Regions from separate parts of the Homo sapiens genome. Here all the other regions are linked to region 1. Evidence: chromatin loops called from intact Hi-C (ENCODE). Cell type or tissue: Caco-2. All regions are shown on one strand. Region 1 overlaps LOC105377714 (a long non-coding RNA gene). Region 2 overlaps SLIT3 (slit guidance ligand 3). Region 3 overlaps SLIT3 (slit guidance ligand 3).

The links. Hi-C counts contacts between places; a loop is a spot of excess contacts. Peaks named below come from ENCODE experiments on the same cell type or tissue, not always from the same donor. Only the 100,000 strongest peaks of a DNase experiment are listed, where the experiment ranks them.
Region 2: a loop joins it to region 1, with 15 times the contacts of the local background. A loop is called at or near these places in 5 of 110 quality-filtered maps.
Region 3: it touches region 1 in a loop (3-fold over the local background); 4 of 110 quality-filtered maps call a loop at or near these places.

Annotation. Positions count from the first base shown.
Region 1 is chr5:169,544,926-169,552,925 of GRCh38, forward strand. The region is part of intron 2 of LOC105377714 (a long non-coding RNA gene); the gene reads right to left. The region is part of intron 3 of LOC105377715 (a long non-coding RNA gene); the gene reads left to right. It also overlaps the pseudogene RNU6-477P. Among named protein-coding and RNA genes, the nearest start is that of SPDL1, 35 kb to the right of the region's middle. In Caco-2, a CTCF peak has its summit at 3,592 (motif pointing left); no DNase peak of the experiment used is centred here.
Region 2 is chr5:169,114,016-169,122,015 of GRCh38, forward strand. The region is part of intron 4 of SLIT3 (slit guidance ligand 3); the gene reads right to left. Among named protein-coding and RNA genes, the nearest start is that of SLIT3-AS1, 100 kb to the left of the region's middle. In Caco-2, no CTCF peak of the experiment used is centred here; a DNase peak (open chromatin) is centred at 3,036.
Region 3 is chr5:169,269,924-169,277,923 of GRCh38, forward strand. The region is part of intron 1 of SLIT3 (slit guidance ligand 3); the gene reads right to left. Among named protein-coding and RNA genes, the nearest start is that of MIR585, 10 kb to the left of the region's middle. In Caco-2, no CTCF peak of the experiment used is centred here; DNase peaks (open chromatin) are centred at 1,888, 2,378, 3,718 and 4,168.

The DNA.
Region 1 (8,000 bases):
AAACTCCCCCATTGGATTGCTGTCTATGGGCTCTTGCCCATGTCTTTTCTGTCTGAAAATGAAGTCTCTCTTCTCGCTTACCTTCTGAAAATCTAATATTGACCTTTTTTGTAAGGTGAGGCATCCCCTAATCATACCTGGAATCCTGGCCACCACAATATCATTCACTTCAGAAAATAAATACAAACTAAATATGACTCCAGATTTAAATGCAGAAACTTGAATAAGCACCACAGATTGGAGTATTTGGCTTTATTTCTTGCTGTGAGTCAGAGCCAGGAGGTTCCCATTAAGGTGTATATGAATTATATTACTCCATGCTGAAGTTTGTCTATAACGTAATGTTGTAAGGCAGCCAAGTTCTTCCAGCAATCTCATGGACCAATATTCAAAACATATCAGTATCTCATTAGATCCTTCATTTTACAAAAAAAAAAAAAGCTTTGCATTCTACTTAGCAAGCTATAGTTACATAGATATTTTGTTTTAGGGAAAAGTAAAATCCGTTTTAAATAAGCTTATTACTTCCATTGTATTGGTACCTATCAGGTTGTCACATTCATCTGGAACGAGTTGCCATGAAAAGAGGAAATAAATGCATAGAATTATGGATGGAGTGTACTTTGATATAGTTCAAAGAAATAGGAGGGGCATTTTCAGGGAAAATTTGTTCTACATCCCCATTACTGTCCTAAACCAGCAAAAAATTCCTTAAGCTAAGTCACATGGCAGGACAAAAACTGTTCAAATAAGCTCAAACCATGAGGAAAAAGGGCAACAAGTATTTTCTCTTCAGCTTCAAACTTCTTTCTTTTCTTCTTGCTCCTCTCTTTTAAATGAATCCTTAAGAATTTTAGGCAAATATATATTTTAAAAAGTGCTGAATTCCAAAATATTTAATAATGGAAGAAAAGAGTTGACTGCTAATCCCCTCCCACATCTACTCCTTATTCTTCAAAAGCCACTTCAAATGAGAACTTGTGAAGACAGCCTCATCAGTAAGTCATCTCTCACCCTAGTGAGTCACCACCTTCAGAGGTGGATGACCTGGTAAGATGAAACATACTGAGATTCAAAAGCTCCCATGGACTGATGGTCCCAGCACTATAGCTGGAAGGTCCCTTTTCTTGCCTTTCTTATGCTGGTGTTCTATGCTAAAAAGAGAGTGATTATTTCATCAACTCCAGAAGCGAGACATGAAGAATTAGGGCTGATAGAACTTGGAACTAAGGAATATAATCACGTTTTCTAGGAAGAGGAAAGGAAATAAACACACTGAAAAAGAAACCCAGCACAAAACAAAAAATTAACACGAATGTATTAAACCTTTAAAGAGTGTATTATTGAGAGTCCTTGAAGAAGTAAACCTGTATTCTCCATGGCCATTGAGAAAAATAAAATAAAATGGCATTGACATATACCTGGAGAAGACAAGTTATATATTAAGCAACGGTTCATGATCAGGCAAGCATCTTCTTCCAAATAGGTCTTTAAAATTGAAATAATGATCATTTCTTGCTCTGAGCAAGCCAGTGAATGAAGTCTGTAGCAGAACCAGTGCATCATGTTTTCCTCCTCTTCCAACCTATTTCGTAAACTCTCACTACTAACTGGTGACAAATGGGTTGGTCCTTGTGTGTTTTGCTCCCATCAAATGTTGCCATGCATTTTCTGTTTGCACATGCCTTATGTCTTCTACTAGTTGGAGAGCTTTTGAAGGAAATAACTCTGGTCTTGCTCATCTTTGCAAGAGTATGCTATGGAAACATCGTTATTAAAGTTTCAGTTTATAAAGCAATATAAGGCAAAAGTCTTATCTGGCCAAATCATCCTTGGAAATTTCTTAGAAAGGGGCAATTTGACAACCATGGGTCATTAAGTCCAACATGGCCAGTTTTCTCTCAGTGCTGGAACAGGCCAGTGTATCATTAAATCCTTTATTTTTATGAAGCTTTACATTCTACTGGTTTTGGTTGACAACCAGTTGGCTGGTGAGTAGGCTTATATTGTTTGAAAATATAAATATAAACATGAGTGTTACGAGATGTCTCAACCATGAAAGGTACACAAAGTGTGATACTGGATAAGAAAAGAGAACATTGCTGTCTCTCATCTCATGCTTTTTTTTTTTTCTTTTTCTTTTGAGATGGAGTCTCACTCTGTTGCCCAGGCTGGATACAGTGCAGTGGCGCGATCTTGGCTCACTGCAACTTCCGCCTTCTGGGTTCCAGCAATTCTCCTGCCTGTCTCCCTAGTAGCTGGGACTACAGGTGCATGCCACCACACCTGGCTAATTTTTGTATTTTTAGTAGAGATAGGGTTTCACCATGTTGGCCAGGCTCGTCTCAAACTCCTGACCTCAACTGATCCACCTGCCTCAGCCTCCCAAAGTGCTGAGGTTACAGGCGTGTTCCTGGCCTCTCATCTCATTCTTACTGCAGTCAGGATCCCATCAGGAAAACAGAAACAGAAATCATGCCAAGTGTTTCAAACAGAGGTGATTTAATATAGGAGATCAGTTATACAGAGTCTGGAGGGCTGAAAGAGAAAAAGAAAAAAAAACAAACAAAAAATGGTGTTCAGGTACCTCTGGTATTTGTAGTATAGAAAGCAGCTAGGATTCTTAGGGCTGGAAGATTAAAAAAGAGTAAATAGTGTTACCAGGACACCATTTCTTGGGGGAAGGGTCTCCACAGAGCAGATTTTCCAACCACCAATGTGTCACTGCACAGCTGGCTCAGCAACCTCTGAGGAGATGTCACGTGATTGCTACTTGGACTCCAGTGGTGAGTGCTAAGAGGGAACGTGGCAGTTCCTACTGGTACCTCTGAAGGAGCCACTGTGGAACTAATGCTGGAAATGCTAAAATAAGCTGGAGTCCTACTTGAGTGCTACTGATGGAAGGACTTCGACCAGAACTGAAAACAGAAAGAGCATCCTTCTACCCTCCTATCACCCTCTGATTTCCTGCCAGTGCCTCCAGTCGGCAGAACCTAACCAGAAGCTAGATAGCAAAAAAGTCTGGGAAATGCAGTCTGCAGATTCCTGCCTCCAGTGTCACAGAGCAGAGTATAAAAGCCTGGGCTTAAGGCTGAGAGACAGACAGTAGGTACAATTACTCCGAGGCACAAATTCATTGAGTGAAATAACAGGCAGAATTTCCTACAATATTTATATTATTTTTCTTTCATTTTTTTGCCATAGTTGAATTCCAGTAAGTTAAATGTATGCATGCTATGAATTCACTTTTTCTTGTAATCCCATAGTTCATTAGCCCAATACCCTGCTTATAGCATGTGATTAATGGAGGTATTGAATGGATAAATGAATGCCTTTTTGGCTTTTTGGTGCTAAGGGGATTTTTCTCTGATTATTAGTCCTGTTTAACTGCCATTGAGAAATGAGTCTAGAGAAAATATATAGGAACCTAAGGGTAAACTTTGCTGTAATTCACTGACATTTCAAATGTACCTATCCAAACAGTTCAATTGGTTTCTATCCCCGGCTATCTCCTGTAACTCTCTACCTTCAGTTTACTCTGGAAAATCTCCACTGCAGCTAGCTACACTTGCATAGCCTAAGAGTGACATCCAGTGGCTTATAACTTAACCACTCATTGTAATACATCTGGAAATCTAACCAGCTCTCCATTATCCTTTCAAATAAAAAGGAGGACAATATATAAAACTCTTAACAGAAGATGATACTTAGACAATAGTTCATTAGATTTACTTTGGGAGATTATTAAAATAGATTTGCCTATCTAGTTGTTTGAGATCTCATATTCAAGTTCATTTGTCTTTTTTCCTTTTCTGAGCACATGTCTGTTATAATTCCAGTGATGTCTGCCAATGTCATAGGCTGGTAGATAGAAAAGGAAAGTGGGGATAGATAGGACCAGGACTCAGAGAATTAACTGACTCTAGACCTGGCTTCCAAGACTAGAGGCTCATTACTTTAGGCTACCAATATTGGAAGCCTAAAAGAATGTGGGAAAGTCAGCCTAGATCCAAGCTTGAACTAATATCTAAAGGTTCCCAGTCTGGTCGTAGAGTCTGTCTGTCTAGCATTCCAGGCAGAGACGATCCTTAGCGTTAGGTGGGCTCTTCACTCATGGTCCCACAGGATCAGGCTACTCCAGGAGGATTCCTAGTCAGCAGCTGGAGCAAGGGAGCCTGGGATCAGCAAAATGTCACGGCAGCAATAAGTTGCCGTGTCTCAAGTTCAGGATGGTGCTGTCTCAAGTTCAGGATGGTGCTGTCTCAAGTTCAGGATGGTGCTGCATTCAATAGCAGGAAGCTGAAGGTGATTTTTATATGGAGCTCATGAAGTCAATCTCATTCTAGTATAGACACAGTCTCAAAAAATAAAGCAATTCCATATATGTTTTAAATTCTCCCCTTTCTTTCAATAGAATAGTCGAAGAAACCAATAACTTCATCATAACATCTCACACTTAAATGAACTAGGAATCTCTGTTTAGATGGACCTTAGCCTAAAAAATACTACCAATTCAGAATTCACAGTAGTTTCAATATGTTCTCCTGCTCAAAGGAATTCATCTCAGACAAGCTCCTTCCCCATTTAATAATATTTTCCAGAGGTAACCCAGCAAAAATGTATTTATTTGTAAATATGCAGCAGTGACTTCAAATGAAACCTCATGGTGGCTATAGTTAGAACTATTCAGACATCTCTGTGATTTGGCTAGATTGTACTAAGAGTGACTCATGAATATAATTAATTTACCTTATGATGTCAATAGTGGTAAGAGATGTGTTGTACCTTCCTTCCACTTAATCAAATCCCACAGGGAAGTGAGATATATTTTTCAAACTATGAATTCTGTAAGGAAACAGTTTCCACAAAGTCTACTTGCCCATTACACCAAAGTGATGGGCAGGTTTAGTGTCTCCTATGGAAATTTCCATGCATTTTTAGAACATATGGAAACTGCAAGGCAGAGCTATGAAAATTCAGAGATGCTTACAACATCAAAACATTCTTTTCCTCAGTGAGAATGTGCTGTCATATGACAACGAGCAGGAGGAGGATAGTGAACTTAGCTTTTATCAAGGTACTTATTACTGTGGAAAATAGGAGGTCTCAGGAATCAGGTGTAAATAAGTTCAAAGTACAGACTCAAATGATGTTTTAATTATCAGTAAAAAGGGAAATGTTGGAAACTTAAATAGAAACTAGATGATATACATATTTCACCTTTTCCAATTAATCAATCTAACGACAGCTGGTTGGCCAAGAGAGTATAAGGTAGACTTTTCAACTAAAATAGATACATCTTTGTTAGTATTTTGTCTAGTGTTTTTTCCCCAGAAATGCTTTTGCTAGGACATCATATTTTAATAGAAAACAGATTATGTGTCTCAAATCTAATCAACAAATGCAAGAACTTTCACTTACCCCCTCTAGTTTATTGTCCACGGGCAGCCTGCCTTTGTGCTTTGTTTACTTAACCTTGTGCATTTCCTACCAAAAAGGAGAGCAGAAGAGATGGAATATATCTGGGAAATGCTCCAGAACTCGAAATGCCTGAGTGGCTTATTCTGTGTGATGGCAGACTTGGTGATAACAGAAGATACTATTTTCGGGAGACCCCTCAACATCTCCACTGCTGGTTCACATCTGACTGCAACTCACTTTACTGCACTCACTGCTCACTGGCAGAGCCCCCTTCGGGTGAGAAGACTTGTCCTCATAACCCCCTTGTCTCATGAGCAGGGAAGATTTTCATGGGGGAGACTCACAAGAATCTATAAAGAGGTCAAAGTTATATTGCAGAAATTGACTTTAACTCAGTGATAAGACTTTTGAATTAATTTCCATCTTTGTGGAGGGTGAGAAAGGTCATTAGTTAAATAGGCAATGGAGAGTTAAAATACAGGAAAAAATGTATTTGACTAAGTTGTAGGGTGGATGTAAAAATGAAAGGAGGCTTGTAACTGAATTTCTCTTAAACACCTGATTTAGACATTCTATATCAGTTTGCCTAAAGGACAAAGAACAAAATGCAGTATCAAATATTCATTAAAGATCCAGTAAAGCATAGATTGTTATTGAGGTATAAATAGAAAGAATATTTTCTAGGAAAGCAGAATACAATTCTACCTACAAGCTCAAATTCTGTTTTCTCTGAAAATTATCATGGAGTCAGGGTCTCACAAAAATGGTCCCTTTGTATATCCAGGTGAGGACTCTCAACTGGTTCCCAAGAAAGAGAAGTGTTCATATTAAATAACACTCGGTAACATATCCCCTTTTCACTCCATGCCTAAGGCACCCAGATATGAATTTCTGCTTGCATTTACAGCAAATCAAGATAAAAATACTTCACTGTTCAGATATTTTAGCTGTCTGTACCCAGTTAAGGCACCCATCTAAATGAGGCACTTAATATAGATATGTGTGACCTTGAACAAATGACATCTATGTTGAGTTTCAATATTGCTCAAAAAGTGAATATGTTGCAGTGGAAGGGAAAAACATAGTAAGACTAGTAAAAGCAAAATGAGTAAAGTTTAAAATTTTAGGAAAAAAAGTATAAGTTGATGACATCTTTGAATAAACAAAATAAGATAGAGAAGATGTGTTCATGTTCTTGTGACCACAAGAAAAAGCATAACCAACAGCACTATTAGGATTCAACCAACAAAACCTGAGGAGGTCCCAGTGAGAGAGAACTCTGGTCCCTACTCCCAATCCCCTGGGCAAAAGGACTTCCTAGGCATGCTAATTGCACCATTATAAGACAAGTCAAATACAAACGAAATAAACAGTAATTTGGGTCATAGCAACATCTGGACTAGCAAACTCCTTCTCAGAGACAAATCAGGGGAGGAGTATTGGAGAGTCCGGGAAACAAAGAATGAGATCACGGTATAAAAGATAAACTGGGTTTGAGGGCTCAGGCATTTCTCAAGTCCTGAAGACATACCTGTTATACCATGCTCTGAATTCAGTCATGGTCAAGGTAAATAATTAACCTAATGCAATAGGCCTCCTCTTACCTGAATGATAACACTGTGCAATGCGCATGTCTTTTGACCCAGAGAATGCATTTTTAGGGCTCTATCTTACAGAAATATTTGCAGATGGACACTTGCCATAAACAAAGATTTCCAGTGCAACATTATTTATAATAATCAAATTGGAGTAACTTAAGTATCCAAGAACAAGGGAATATTAAATAAATTATGGTATGTTTATATTAGGAGCAAAGTGGAACGAAGCCTCCAGAATTCGCCTGCTTGGGTTCATAGCTCAGTTCCACTGCTTACTAGCTGTGTGACCTTGGTCAAATTGCTTAGCTTCTCAGTGATTCTGTTTCCCTCAAATGTAAAAAGAAGATGATAAGATTTTCTTCTTTGTAGAGTTTTGCTGTGAAAATTAAATGAGGTACCACTCTTAAAGAGCCAGAACACTGCCTGACATAACAGGTACACAATTCATGTTAGCATGGTTGCTATTTTGAACCTACTATCATGTAGCATTTAAAAAGACTAGGGGTGCTCGCTTTGGCAGCACATATATTAAAACTGAAACAATACAGAGAAGACTAGCATGGTCCCTGCACAAGGATGACATGCAAATTCATGAAGCATTCCATATTTTTACAAGGGAAGTGAAGGACCTCTTCAAGGAAAACTACAAACCACTGCTCAATGAAATCAGAGAGGACACAAACAAGTGGAAAAATATTCCATGCACGTGGATAGAATCAATATCATGAAAATGGCCATACTGCCCAATGTAATTTATAGATTCAATGCTATCCCCATCAAGCTACCATTGACTTTCTTCACAGAATTGGAATAAACTATTTTAAATTTCATATGGAACCAAAAAAAGAGCCCGCATAGCCAAGACAATCCTAAGGAAAAAGAACAAAGCTGAAGGCATTACACTACCTGACTTCAAACTATACTAAGAGGCTACAGTAACCAAAACAGCATGGTACTAGTACAAAAACAGACACATAGTCC
Region 2 (8,000 bases), 430 kb before region 1:
AGCACTCAATAAGCGTCAGCTACTGTTACGATTAGGGAGGTTTTCTGAGTGTGGCAGAGACTCTTCATCCCTAGCAGCAGCTCAACTACCCTCCCCCACCTAGCTGGGCTGGGACCATGTGACTGCAGTCTAGAGAGTGGAGTGTGACCAGAGTAGGACAAAAACCTCCCTACCTAATCCTTTATGCCTTCTCTTTTTCTGTGGGCTAGATGCCTACCTGGCAAGAAGGTCCCGGATGCCACGTGTTAAAGATAGCAGAGCCTCCATCTGCCTGGGCCTCCTGATATGTGAACAGAGGAAAGTGCTCGTATTATCACCTCTGTTTTACAGATGATGAAGCTAGAAGATGTGGTAACTTGCCCAGCGAGTAGCAGAGCCTGGATTAGAACATAAGCAAGCAGCCTGGCTCAAAGGTCTGTACGCCTCAACACTATTCTACACTGTCTCTCGCAGACTTAGGAACAAGCCTTAGCAATTAGATTTCCCTTTTCTTGAACAACCCCCAGACTCAGTCTAAACTCAAGATTGCTGCAGTGGGAGTCCATGAAGCTGAGCAGTACACCATAGGGCCAGGGTGTCCTGGTGTGACATTGCAATTTCAGTACATTTCAATTCCCAGTGGTGCAGGCTGGGAGGGCCATGAGGAGGGAGGGAAACAGACCTGTGCCTGCAGCTGCTTTCTTGGCCACCTCTGTCCTCCTCCTTGGTGTTCTTTCCTCTTAGGGCTGGAGGCCTGCTCTCACCACCTGGGAAGGAGTCTGGAGAAAGACGGGTCCTCCCTGGCTCCGTGGCGGCAGAGCCGGGATTACCCACTGACATTATAGCTGGCAGCCGTGGGCTGTTGGCACCCTTTAAAAGAACACGATGGCAATTTTCCAGCTAAATTCTCCCAATTAGGCAGTTAGAGAAACATTATCCACCTCAGCATAAAGCTGATGAAATGGAGGGGGAGGGCGGAAGGAGGTGTGCTAATCTGCCTGCATTGGATCCTATGGTTTAGAGAATGTACATATTTCCAGGGGTGCTCTGTGTCCCTGGAGAAGTTTGCAGGGGTCTCATGAGCTGCCTGGGGGCAAACAGGTGATCCCATCCAACTCAGCCACTTGAAGGGTCTCATCCTTCTAAGCAAGGAATACAAATCGTTCTCCAAAATCCCAAAACTTTCTCATCTCTGGTCTAGACTAAGTGGGTAAAGGGAGGCATATGAGCAGAATTTATAAAGTCAGAGCCAGAAGGAAGCTTGGAAGCTTTTCTTCCCCATCCCACCTAGACTCAACACAGGGATTGGGAAACAGGTCCATCAAGGAAAGCTCAAGCTGTGACACAGGCCATAATTCCTGACCATTTACTCACAGCAATTAGCAGAGTTCCATGGTTTTCTCATTTACCAAGCCTTTCTTTCCTAAATGTAGGCATTTTCCAGCCATTGTCATATTTAATTCTTATGATAACCCTGGGCAGTAGGTATTCCTGTTGTCCCAATATGCACACGAGGAAACTGAGACACAGGCACATGTATGGAAGCCAGGCCAGGGAGGGATTCCACAGGCAGACCAAGGCAATGTCCAGCCCCTCAGAAAGGCCCAGGATCCTGTTACCAGAATTCCTGGTCGTCAACACACATTGATTTAATGATGATGATAATGATAATCATACACTGAGCACTATGCCAAGTGTAGAAACCAGAATATCTAATTTAATCCTTACAAGTATTTGTATAAAATGAGAGTCATCACTCCTCACATTGCAAATGAGGAAACTCTGGACTAGAGAGATGAAGGAGCTCGCCTGTGGTTGGATCCTGTGGTGGGATCCGATCCTCACACTTGAGCCGGTGCTCCTGACAGCCATGGAAGGCCACCCCCACTTTGGACAAGGGCCACCCAGCATATCAGGCACAGTGCGCCCTGCAAAGAGGTGGACAACAGTCCTTGCCCTTAGGGTAGATACTCTATAAAGCACCTAAACCAATTAGATAATAACATAAACCAGTGACAAGTTCCCAGCTAGCCAATGCTGATGGAGCTCAGAGAAAGAGAAAGAGAGAGACTCCCTGGGGCTGAGGCTGTCAGGGCTTCTCTGTGAGAGATGAGGATATGGAGAGATAATTATTGCAGGGCAATAATTATTGTTTGGATTATTTTTATTATTTTTGCATTTATTATTGTATTTATTATTGCAATAATTATTGCAGGGCAAAAAAATCATTACTGCAGGGCAGTCCGGGCAAAGAACTCTGAGCAGAGAGGTGAGCAGACAGGTGTCTGAAGGCCCAAGAGCTCAATGGTCTGGTTCCCACGGAAGAAGAGTGGGACAGAAGATCATAAACATGAGCGGAGATCATACTGTGTAGGGATGCAGATGTCAGGATACAATGTTAGGACTTCATCATTGGCAATAGGGAGCCTTTAAACATTGGGAGGCAAAGTACCAAGATATCTCTCCAGGATGAACGACCTAGTTATGGTGTTCAGGATGAATTTGAGGACAGAAAACCCAGAAACCCAAAGACATTGTTAATGACAGGAAGAGGACATTATGAAAGCTATGCTGACAGAACATGGCGGCTGACTGGAAAGATCTAGGCAACCAGGCCTATTATCATCACTGATAAGATGATAGTCCATGCACATGATCCTTCCATTAATTATGTTTCCTTCTACCACAAGTGTTTCTTCCCCTCAACAAAAGGTTGAGGTCTGAGGGAGAAACAGGCTAATCAGGGCTGCATCAGGAGAAGAGGCCCTAACTACTTGGCACCAGTGCTGGGGAAAAGTCCTCAAGCATGAAGGAGCCCCATGTCCTCTGATTCCCCCACAATCATGTCCTACTTGTTTATAGGGAATCTAATAAAAAGCAAGGAAGCAAGGAGTAGCTGATTTGTTGAGGTTTCCCTAGGCCAGCCTCAAAGTCCACAGAGCCTTTCAGATTTACATAACCCTTCAGGGAGGGTTTACTGTCATCCTCATCCCTCATTCACTCCCACAATATCCAGCAGGGGGCAGGGAGCAGGGGGCTTGAAAGGGTTGGCTCCACCAGGGACACACAGCAAGTCAGAGGCTGCCCCAAGTCTATCCTGTGAAGCGACTGGAGGTGGCAGTCCTTCTTCATTAATCACAAGTAGCGTGGAATGAGAAGGTACCAAGAAAGGTGTGTGTGCCTGCACTGTCCTAGGGCACCCATAAAAATAGAGAAAACACCACTTTACAAACTGCCAGGATACATAACTCCACAATGGACTTACAATCTATAAAAAGCACGGCTCCATGCCCGGATTGAGGAGCTGGAAGAGCCAAACTGGAAGTGAGTGAGCAAAGATCATGTGAAATGACTTCCTCAGTCCAGATCCACATCACTGGGCCCTTCGTGACAATTACTGTGCATGTTCTCCCCCGTCCCCTCCCTGCCCCCCTCACCTCTTCCCAGCCTGATTTTGCCTGTAATTTTGAAAAGCTATGGCTGTTTCATTGGGACTTGGCTCAAGTCTGCCAGGAAATGCAAATTCAGGACAGAAATAGTGGAATTTGGACACGATGGCAGAGCCAAGCTGCTGCCAATCCCAGCTCTACCTCAAAGTTTGATGTGGGGAAGAGGAATGGAGGATTTCTAGGGACTAAGAGAAGGTGTTAGCCAGAATTCTGTTTGTTTAAAAAGTCTCACCCAAGCTGTACCAGGGTTCCCGTTCTTTGGAGATATCTAACAAACTCTATTCCCTGCGACCCAAAGGGGTCTCTATTCTCAAAAGGAGAACTCTGTTTCTCCTATACAAGGTGAGTGCCAAATATTGCCAATGAAGTCAGAAGTAGATTGAAGAAATTTGAAAACTCTAGGTTCTCTCCTTGGCCCTTTACGTGACACCCAAGAACAGGCCACAGCGCTTCCTAAGCACGAACTAGCATAACTAAGAAAAGACGCTCTCATACAGGCCCAGCATCACACACTAGGACAATGTTATGGTTGTCACATTCTATGATGTGTGCCTTTTGCCTTCCCACTTGAATATTTTTGAAATGTGGCTGGGGGTGGTGGTTCACACCTATTAATCCCAGTGCTTTGGGAGGCCAAGGCGGGAGGATCACTTGAGCCCAGGAGTTCAAGGCTGCACTGAGCTATGATCACATTAATTCACTCTAGCCTAGGCGACAGAGTAAGACCTTGTCTCTAAAGAAATTTGTTTAAATGATTTTTTGAAATGTGCACATTTGCAATGCCTACATATAAAAGAATCTGTATTTCCTCAATAATTTGTATTAGGATTTTTATTAGATATGTTGTATGTTGCATTCTGTGGAGTCATATATGGAGGACATGTGTGTGCTGGGGGTGGAGCTAAGACCATGCATTGGTTGGTCATCTTCTTGAACTGGTCTCCCTAGTGACACTGGCTGAAGGTGCCTCTGGCCCAAATGCTCCTTTTAGTCTTTGAGGGTTCTTGGACTTTTGAAAGGCCAGGTGAGACCAAGAAAGCGAAAGAAAATTTTGAGTTACTGGTTTTGTTCTGCTGCTCTTGAGGTCCTAGGCAGGACCGAGTCAAGACCCATTGTTAACCCAGGAGAAAGCGGGCAAGGCAGTCTGTTCTGGTTCTGTAAAGAAGAAATGACCCAGGAATTTGTAGGATACATAGGTCTGGAGGATTTAGGACCTTGGCCATCACTAGATGAAACCAGCAGTTGTTACAAGGAGTGGTACTGCCATTTGGCATTTTCAGGAACCTGTTCATGTAAAAACCTGCCACTCTGATAGTGACTTGCTTTAAGAGTAGGGAACACTCTAGCCACCTTTTCACCTGGAGTGGCACTGATGGTATTCTTTCCCTGAGGATATACCCCTTGCTGGTAAAGCCCCAGAAAACAGGCTGCAGTCACATAATTTTTAATTTTTTTTTTACAGTTTTAGTGGTATTCTCATTTTATAAACTACCATTTATGACCACTTATTGTGTGCCAGACACTATGTGAAAGTGTTCTACATAGATTATATTTATCCCTAAGTGTTAAATTTTTCCCAAAGTCCCACGACCGCTTAGTCCAGAAGCTCATGTTTGAATCCATGCCTGTCTGGATCCAAAATCTGTCTACTAAACCATGATACTTGGACTGCTTCTGCAGCTTTTAAAAGCATCAAAGCTGATACATATGGAAGTCAAAGACTCTGACCCAGAGCAAAAGTCTTGGAGTTCCACCAAAACAGACTTCTTCAGCCTTGTTACGCAGATGACACCTGGAACCTATTCAAAATTAAATCACCCAAAGGAACAATTCCCAGCCTGGACACTTGTGGGTCTCCTAGGAAGGAGCACCCCCTAGAATGAGTTTCTGATCTTCATGATGGTTTGATAGAGGGACTTCCATATGCATAAAAGCTGGTTACACTGTTAATGACTAGAAACTGTTATCATGCTGATTAATGCTGCCATTGTTCACAGCAATAATTAACCCAGCAGGAAGGACTAACAGGAATGAAATAGTGGCTAATTCATCTCCAAGGAATTGCCAAGTGATGTTTATTTCGTGAAAACTGGAGGGAACCAAACACACAATCATTTTTCTTTGACACTGACGTTTTCTGTCTACCAGGCTGGCAGCAGCAGCAGCAGAGCCCTTCCATATCCAATTTCAGGTGAACAGTCAGAAAAGACTCATGCAGGAGGAAAGAGACAGAAGAACGTGTCTTTGGCTAAACACCCAACTGTGGCACGCTGCCTCTGTGGGTCTCCTGTCTTCCCTCCAATCTTAACATCTTTCTAAAGAGCCAGCGCTCACCTGAGTTGCTAATTAAGTTATTTCCTTGTTCTTCTGACTGGAAATGTTTTTCTTGCAGCATTGCCAAATGGAAATGGCTCTTAATTATGTCAACTCATGAAACCACACCAAAGACAATCCTATCAGAACCCTCATTTGTCACATGACTTAAAGAATAAAAAAAGATAAGCCAGTAGATGGGAGGCCAGTAATAACCCTTTTCATCATAAAGCTCTTCATAGCTACGTTCATCAGCTTTCAAATCCAGCCTTGGATGTGGCTCTTTAAAACTACTCCATGTGCAAAATGGAACAGAACCAAGAAGGATATCTTCTTAAGTAGGAATATAAAAAGAGTGCTACCTTTTGTCCCATTTAAAATTAGACTTAATTTGATCTTTCAGAAAGCACAGTTGATCTTGATATTTGGTCAGAGTGCTCAGTTGCAGGGTGATGGTGCAAGTCTCAAAGGCAACAGGGACCAAATTTTCTAGGCCTTCTCTATCTTCCTCATAATAGTTGCTCCAGGAACACGTGCTTTGTAGAAATCCTGTAGGAGGGATGTGATTTCTGTCTAGTGCCATCCAACAGAGTTCCACACTGGGCCTGGGAGGAGAAAGAGGGGATGTGATGACACAGCAGAGAGAGAGGCTTGAAGATGCTTCACTGCTGCTTTGAAGACAGAGGAAGGAGCCTTGAGCCAAGGAATGTAGGTGGACTCTAGAATCAGGAAAAAGGCAAAGAAATGAATTCTCTCCTAGGATTTTAAGAGTGAATGTGACCCTGCCAACATCTTGATTTCAGCCCAGTGAAATCCATTTTGGACTTCAGACCTATGGAACTGTAAGAGACTCAGTTTGTGTCGCTTTATGCCACTAAATCTGTGGTAATTTGTTAAGACAGCAGTAGGAAACGAATACACCAAGTGATCTAAGGACTTGCACCTTGCACACGTGCCTGTTCTGTGCCCACCTTGAGAGCTGCATCCTACCTGTGCTCAGCCCCCAGTAGGTCTTCTATTTTCCCTATTATAGTCTTGGTTTACTTGATGGGCCTCTGCAATCACTGGCCCACCACCCATATCCCAGCTAACTTCCTTCTTCCTGCTTTAGAGGTGATGGGTCTAATCCTAGTGTTTTGTTCACAGGATTGATGCCAGACCCTTTCTTATAAGCCCAGCCCCCATTCCTTGGTAATTTATCATGAAATCTCTTTCCTTTCTCCTAACTACTCACTACATGGAACATACTATATTTTTCCCATTTAGCAATACAGAGGCTAAAGTTAGAGAGGTATTAAATGGCCAAATTTACACACCTAGTACATGGTAGGGCCAGGATTATAACCTAGATCTGCATAATTCCAAAGTCTATGTTCTCAAGGACTCTTCGATATGGTCATTCTCATGAACCACCCCTCCAGGAGACATCAGGAGCTGTGGCCCAGAGCCTCACCTCTTAACCCCAAAGACATAGGATGAAATTTAGGAACTCCAATACCTTAAACCTTTCTGATGAGAGTCAAAACTGACTTAATCTCTACTTGATTTCATTCAAGAGAGGGCTAGATTAAAGTCACATTCTCATGTGGCATAGTTTGTGTGGCTTTAGACCCATCGGCCACTGGGGTTCCAAAAAGAACCCGCCCCTGCAACCAGCCATCACCTGACTCTTCCAAAAGGTTCCCCTGAACCCAATATCCTGCCTGTCCTAAGTATTTACTGACACTGAGGCTGCTGCGTCCTGTCAAAACTCAGAAGGGTTTCACTTCCATAGTTAACCAGTGTTCAAGGGATCATTCATTCCGATATTCCTGGTTGCTCTGTATTTAGTTTTGGAAGCCATTCTATGAGGTGAAAACAATCTCATCATTAACATTTAAAAAATGCCATTATCATAAAAAATGGAGGCATTTATGACAGAGAGAGGACAATCAACACTTCTTCCTGGTTTGAAGGCTTTTCCTCTTGCAAAAAAGTTTTCTGTAAGGCATCCTGAGCTAGTGGTTCTTGTGCATAAAACCATGCATAGGGTTTAAGAGCAGGAAGGGCCCTGGCCATGACCCAGAGATGACAGTATCCAGGATAATGACGCACATGTGGTTATGCAGGAGCTGCTGTGAATTCCAGTTTAGTGCTCCTTTCTCAACTCCAAGTCACCGCCCAACACTCCAATTTGACTGATTTCTCAGAGAATTCCAGTTGTTCATAAGCTGCCCTGGGACACTCACTCGGTTTACCAAATGGTAGCTCCTTTTACCA
Region 3 (8,000 bases), 280 kb before region 1:
GGGGACATTCCATTTATCTTAAGGGGAGGGAAATCTGTTTCCTATTACAAATCACGTTCTGTAGGTCTGTTTGTGAAAAATAGATCTCTACACTTTACATAAAAATGAAAATTCTCTTTACTCTTACAAACATCCATGAAGACCCACAAGAGGGAGGCTCCCGCCCTCTCCTCAGCCATTGCCACAAAGATTGGATTCTCATCCCTTGCTCAGAAAAATTTTTACTCTTTCCTCAAAAAGCAGCAGTGTCCCCAAGTCATCCAGCACACCTGAAAGAGTATACAGTAATTCATTCAATCAGCGTTTATGAATGGCAACTTAGTGCCAGGACCGAGTCTAATCCTAAGAAGGCACAGATTAAAATAAATACATCACGCTCCATATCCCCGCACACCAAGACAGGGGTCAGCAAACTACAGCCCACAGGCCCGATCCGGCCCACTGCCTGTTTTCATATGGATTGGGAGCCAAGAATGGTTTTTATATTTTTAAATGGTTGGAAAAAATCAAAAGGATAATATTTCATGACACATAAAAATTATATGAAATTCAAATTTCAGTATCCATAAATACAGTTTTCTTGGAACCAAGCCGCACTGATCCGTTTATACATTGTCTATGGCTGCCTTCACGCGACAGGGGCAGAGTTGTGTAGCTGCCACTGAGACTGAGAGACCCAGAGCCTAAATATACATGTATGACATGGCTGTCTGCTGACCCTGATCTAGGCGCTTATATAGTCTAGGAGGGTCGAAAACAAGAAAGCGGCAGTCAAAAAAATAAGAATAACAAGCACAACAATAGTATGGTGGATGAAACATAATGGTTAAAAGTGTGGGTTCTCACTCTGCATCAGACTGAAGCTTATTCTGCACTTGGGGGACAGAAGTAGCAACATGACTCTGGGGAAGTTATTTTAACTCTCTGTGCCTCTATTTCCTTATCTGTAGTATGTGGATAATCTATAAAATGGGTGTCCTCTTCCTTAGGTTGGGTTAAGAACTAGGCAAGGTTATACATGTCAAACGGCTAGGACAATGCCTAGCTCATAAGTGCTCCATCTCTTTGCTCTTATTGTTGCCAGTATTGCTGCTCACACAACTCCAGGGGGCATCGTTCAACAGTATACAGTGAAAATGGCACACCTGGAGTACATCATGTGAATGGTGGCCCAGGAATTCAGCAATGTTGTGGTCCTGACTGTAGGTGATATGACAATGATGCTCATAGTTTCGAGGAAAGGCAGGAGGGCAGACAAGCATTCCAGATGGAGGCAGCAGGTCCTGTGTATTTTTATTGCCATGTCATGTGCTACTCCATCATGAAAGAGGCTAACTTCGAATAAGCTATAGGGGGCTCCAGTGCAACCCACAATCCCCATGCCTGCCTTTCTCCCAGCTCACGGCCCCTTCTCAGTCATCCTGAGATGAGTCTCCTACGCTCATTCCTGCGATTACACCTTGCTCCTGGTCCCTCAAACTCTCAGACAGTGGGCTATTTTAAGCTCAAATTAAAGGCTCCTCTCTTGAATGGCTGCAATTTTATTCTGTGGTTTGTTTACTCTGACGTGGCCTGGGGCCACGGTGCTGGTGCACGGGGCATTGCGAGGGGGTAGAGGGTTTCAGGAAGGAGGCAGGGGCTTTGCAGGAACAATTTCACCGCAACATATTCTGTGGAAAACACAAGCACGTGGATGGACAATTAAAAAGAAAACAACTGCGGGAGTATCCTATATATATAGACAGAGATGCTCAAAATAGCATCACACCAGAAGCAAGAAAGCCCTGGAAGCTACAGAGTGCTTCAAACTCCAGAGAAAAGCACTTGCCACTCCCATTCCATGAGTCCAAGTCTCCTTTAGCCTCTCAGAGGAAGAACCCTTGGGGCAGATACAGGCCTCTTTATCTACAGAGGCCTTGCCGTAGACCCTATCATTATGGGGTAGAGCTCTGAGGCTGAGACCACAGACTAGGCTTCCAGGGTATCCCAAGGGACATCTGGGTCCATAGACTCGTAATGGGCAAATGAGCACAGTGCTGGGGAAAAGCAGGCAAGTGGGTACAGAGGAGAGTAGGGGAAACTGGGCAGGTGCAGGGGCAGAAGCCCATCAAGCTCTCCATGTCAACATTCTCTGCCTGGGCAGTGCCTGAGCTATAGGAGGCCCATGGGTAAGGGGGCTGGGGATCTGACTTCGTCCCTTCTCTCCATCCCTCAGTTCCCTTGCTTGTAAAAGGACAGGAGAGAAATGGACCTTCATGTCACATTTGGAGGGCAGAGTCCCTGTTCCGTTTGCAACCTGACCACACACCTCCACCCTGACCCACAATCCCAGGTTAAGTTTTGATTTGCCTAGTTCTACTCTGGAGATGTTCTCGGCTGCTTACGCAATGTTGGCTCTGCAAGCAGCTGGGCATGCAGTCCCTAGTTCATCAAGGTCCCTGTTACTTCCTAAGATTTCACAAGCAGCCCAATTCACCCATTTATATTACCTGTCTGGCCCAGGTAGGTAATTGGATCTAACTGCAGACTTCATAATTATGAAATGTTTTCCAACCTAGCGTAAAAGCTCTGCTAGGAAAGAAACCAAGCCCATGAATCAGTCCTCACTCTGGTGCCCAGCACAGTGCCTTGCCCAGGCTACTGCTTAAACAACAGTGGGGGATTTGAATGCACTGATGTGATCGTGTCTCTCATTCACAGCTTCCAAGACCATGTGAGAAGAGAAACGAGAAGGGAAGGGAACAAGAAGCACTCACCCCATCATCCCTCTGCCAGACTTGATCCTGCAGGTCTACTGAAGTTGACCCCAGCTCCCAGGGAAAAAGAGATGGAGGTGGCTGCAGGTGAGCCAAACATTGGCTCCAGTAAAATTGAGAGCAGCTGGCACTTCTGAATCCTCTGGGCCCCCGGGACCTGGGCTGAGTGCACACGCGCAAGCACCAGCCCTTTCCCCTTTCTCTTCTTGTCATGCTTAATTACACTGGGATTGTGCTGAGTCAGTCAACCTGCTGGGGTGGGAGCCCAGGCATGACCTTTCCCGTTGCTCTCAGCCAGCTCATGGGTCTCAAGTAGCCGTGTGTGTTTCCACCAAGAAACCCAAGAATAAACTCAGCACCGACACACATGGTGCCAAATGCTAAGGCCCACACCTCAGCCCTTGGGAAGGCGGCCCCTTCTGAACCGAGAGAGAACAAAAAGGCCTTGCAACAGCCATACTACCTGCATTCAGCCCACCACCCCCTGCCTCTGGCCTTGAAACAGAGTCCCCTCACCGTGGAATGTGGCAACCGGCACTCGGCCAAAGGTGGCCACAGGAGAGGGAGGCAGGCACCCTTGATGCTCTCAAGTACCTCTGGCTTTGCCAAGTTTCTACCTGAGGCTTGGCTTCCAGGCCTTTGTATCCTCATCTCAGAGAGAGAGATGATCACTCTGTACATTCAAGAGGCGTGCATAGCTTCCCACTTCTCTGCACACATGTACATGTGTATGCACATACACAGCCTCTGAAATTGCCCAGGAGAAAGTCATGCAGCCAAATGCTCTAGGTCAGTGATTCCCAGTCTTGGCTGCAAATTAGAATCACCTGAGGGAGCTTTAACACTTGCTGCCCAGGCCACACTGCAGACCAACTAAACCAGAATCTCTGGGGATAGAGACCAGGATTCATACTATTTTAAAGGCCCCAGGTGATTTCAATGTGCAGCTAGGGTTGAGAATCATTGTTGGAGGTGAACGGCAAGTCTTGGAAAATTCCATCCACCAACTTATGCTTTGAGGCTGAGTTTACAAGCTTGAATTGGGCTTAAGATAAGGTAAACCTTCAGGACTTTGGCCACAAGGACCAGCTAATATTTACCAAATATCTAGTGTGTGCAATGTTCTGCAGAAGGTCCTTAGTGTGAAATTCCTGACCCCAAGGAGCTTAAAACCTAAATGGTAAAGCCTAAGAATCTTCACATTGATACAAAAACACAATATGGTATATAAATAAGTTAATGTGCAGCTGAACAATTCAAAATAATCCAAAATAACAATCAAGCAACCTTGTACCAGGCACTGTACAATACTAGGGGAACAACAAAGGCAGAATCCCTATCTTCAAAGAGCTCAGACAGCATCATAATCCCCCAAATGGGGTTCCCGGACCAGCAGTATCAGCATCACCTGGGAACTTGCTAGAAGTGCCCATTGTAGGGCCTCATCCCAACCTACTGAGTCAGATCCTTTGCAGGTGGGCCTATCAATTTGTGTTTTAACAAGCCCTCCAGGTGATTCTGGTGCCTGCTCAAGTTGGGAACCACTAGTCTAGAAGACCGATTTATGCTGTGGGAATTGGAAAAAGGAAGACATCTCCTTGGGCTAGGGCTGATGAAAGCCTTGTAGGATTTGAATCCTGGCTCTGACACTTACATTTCGGGACAATGAAAGGCAACTACTTTAACCTCCTTATGCATCTATTTCGTCAAATCGAAAGAAGCATTAAGTTTTAGAGGCCAACCACGCAGAGTTGTATAAAAAACAGATAAGATAATGTATAAAATTCACTAGTACAGTGCCTGGGGCCTAGTCAGTAGCCAATAAATGATCTCCAACACTAGCAGTCATGGTGCAAGGGAGCCGTTCAGTACATGAATGTTGATGGAATGAATGAAGGAAAGAATGAACTGATTCAGGCATGACTGATGGGAACTGGATTTGGCAAGCCTGGAAAAGCAACAATCTCTGGGCAAACAGGGAGATCTTCATGATAGGATAAGGGCTTCCAAGACTGAGTGGTGAGAAAACATCTCCAATCTTGACACTGGCATCTTCCTGGCTCAGCCTCCTTCCTTGCTCATAGCACCCAGGGTGTTGGTTATGCACCTGGGCTCTGGAGTCAGACCATCTGGATTCAAATACTTACCAGTTGGGTGGTCTTGTGTGGGTCATTTAAATCCATTAAGCCTCAGCTTTTTCTTCTGGAAATTTGATGTAATAAATAGGTTCAACCTCATAGGGTTGTTGTGAGAATTAAACATGATAATGTGTATAAATCAGTTTGATCCTTTGAATATAATAAGTGATCTATAAACGTTAGCGCTTTGTACGGCACACAGCTGATGCTGCCTTAACCTCTGCAGAATTAGCCTGGGCTGAGATTTTTCAAGCCAACAAATGTCAGTGCACTCGAATGCCAGATCCATTAACACAAAATGGTTGTTACGTGCCTTCATAATAGCAGTAGCTGCTGAGATTGGTACTTACACACAGGTGGTGTGTAAGTACTTCTCATGCATAGGTGCTGAACACATGAACCCTGGGACAACAGGTATCACTGCACCCATTTTACAGATGAGGTAACTAAGGTTTGGTGACCCATCAGTTAGTTATACGACTGTCAAGTGTCAAAATGAGATTCAAGTTCAGCCCTAATTCTAAAACCCATAGCCTTTCTACTGCTGTAAAATCACCCAGCCTTCCCTCAGAGGCTGCCTAAAGACTTTTCCAAACAAGGTTCACCTAGCTGCAGTGTCAGAGGGCCAGACTTTGTCCTGATGTCGCTGTGTCACATACAGCATTGGAAAAGGATTGTATTAATCTGTTTTTTTACGCCGCTGATAAAGACACACCCAAGACTGGGAAGAAAAGGAGGTTTAATTGGACTTCCACACGGTAGGGGCAGTCTCATAATCATGGTGGAGGGTGAAAGGCACTTCTTATATGACAGCAGCAAGAGAGAAATGAATGAGGATGCAAGAGTGGAATGCCCTGATAAACCCAGATCTCATGAGACTTATTCACTATCATGAGAATAGCATGGGAAAGACCAGCCCCCATGATTCAATTACCTCCACCTGGGTCCCTTCCACAACAGGTGGGAATTCTGGGAGATACAATTGAAGTTGAGATTTGAATGGGGACACAGCCAAACCATATCAGGGATGGAGCTCAGAACTGAGCCTGGAAGAGGGAAGTCATGGGTGGGCTAGGGTCAGGATGGTGGACCCTGCAGCAGATAAGGCTTTTGGATTGTAAAACTGGTCCCTCTTGCCAGTGATAAAGGGTGTACATGTGTCTGTGTGCATGTCTGTGTGTATGTCAGTGTGTGGGCTGTGGGGTAGGATGGGTCGGGGGAGTGACGCGAAGTCTTGCCTCCTCAATCCAAAAATGGTGAGCTAAGCCTAAACAAAGAAAGAGAGCAATTGAACGCTACACGAAATTCACATCAGCTTTCAGAAACCAATTTCTTCTGAAAGAGGGTTTCTGGCCCATCAGACAACACAGTGAGATGACTCCCTTTTATCTCCTCCCAGGTCTATTTCCTTAAAGGCCAAATTGTGGTCTTCTTTCTTTTTTCTCCCAGATGCCAGCTGCGACTCTGCTCACAGCCCAGGAGACCTGTAGACCCATAATGTCTCTTCCTGATGATTTGAACTGTGTCGTCAATAAGCGGAGAAAAGTGTGGTTGGCCTCCCATCTTCTTCCAAGAGCTGCTAACAAAGATTCCTGGAGTCCATTACCAATTTGGACTTCATCCTCTATCCTCTTTGGTTCAACTGGTCCAAAGAGTCGCCGGGATGCCCTTCATTGGAACAAAGAGGATATTTCCTGGTTGGGATTCTGAGAGTTTGTAACAATTCCTAACAATTTACCCTCCCTCAAATCTTGCACTTACCTGCAAGGAGACATGTTACCTCCAGCTGACTCTACCTGCCAAAAATATTGCTGCATGTTCATATTTATCATCTTTGTGTTCCACAGTTGCCATGGTAGTAAAATTTACACTCAACAGCCTCAGTGCCATTTTCAACTACAAATAGAATGATTATGTTCCCAGTAAGGCTTGACAAAAACAGAAATGTGCATCTACTATAGGCTGGGCTGTGCGCTACACATAAGGTCTAGGGGCTGAGGTGGATGAGAAAAGAATTTCTATAATTTTCCTCCTTTATAAAGCAGGCTTTTTGTTTCTCTTGTGATGAGATTTTTTAAAACTGTAAAATCTACATCATATAAGTTTTGCCATTTTAACTATTTTTAAGCGCACAGTTTAGTGGCACTAAGTACATTCACAATGTGGTGCAACCATCACCATTTACATATTTCCAAAACTTTTTCATTGCCCCAAACAGGAACCCTGTACCCATTCAGCCCTAACTCCCCTTTCTCCCCTCCCCAGCCCATCATAACCTTTAATCTACTTTATGTCTTTATAAATTTGCCTATTCTGGAAATATGCTGGACACTTCATGTAAGTGGAATCTGTAATATCCTTTTGTGTTTGGGTGATTTTACTTAGCATAATCTCTCTTTTCTTTTCTTTCTTTTTTCTTTTCTTCTTTTTTGAGACAGGGTCTTGCTCTGTCACCCAGGCTGGAATGCAGTGGCATGATCATGGCTCACCATAGCCTCTACCTCCTGGGCTCAGGTGATCCTCCCACCTCAGCACCCTGGGTAGCTGGAACTACAGGTTTGCACCACTATGCCCAGCTAAGTTTTGTATTTTTTTACAGATGGGGTTTCAGGCAGGTCCCATGTTGCCCAGGCTGGTCTTGAACTCCTGGGTTCAAGCGATCTGCCTGCCTTGGCCTCCCAAAGTGCTGGGATTACAGAGGTGACCCACCACGAGTGGCCAGCAGAATGTTTTCAATGTTCATCCATGTTGTTGCATGTATCAGAACTCCATTCCTTTTTAAGGTTGAATAATATTCCATTGTATGTATATACCACATTTTGTTTATCCATTCATCTGTTTATAGACACTTGGGGTTTTTTTCCATATTTTGGCTATTGAGAATAATGCTGCAATGAAAGTTGGCACACAAGTATCTGTTTGAGTACCTGCTTTCAATTCTTTTGGGTATATAATTAAGACTGGAATTGCCAGATCGTATGGTAGTCCTACGTTTAAATTTTTAAGAAACTGCCTTACTGTTTTCCACAGCAGCTGCACCATTTTACGTTTCACCAGCAATGTAGGAGGGTTCCAATTTCCAATTACACTTATTATTTTCTGGGTT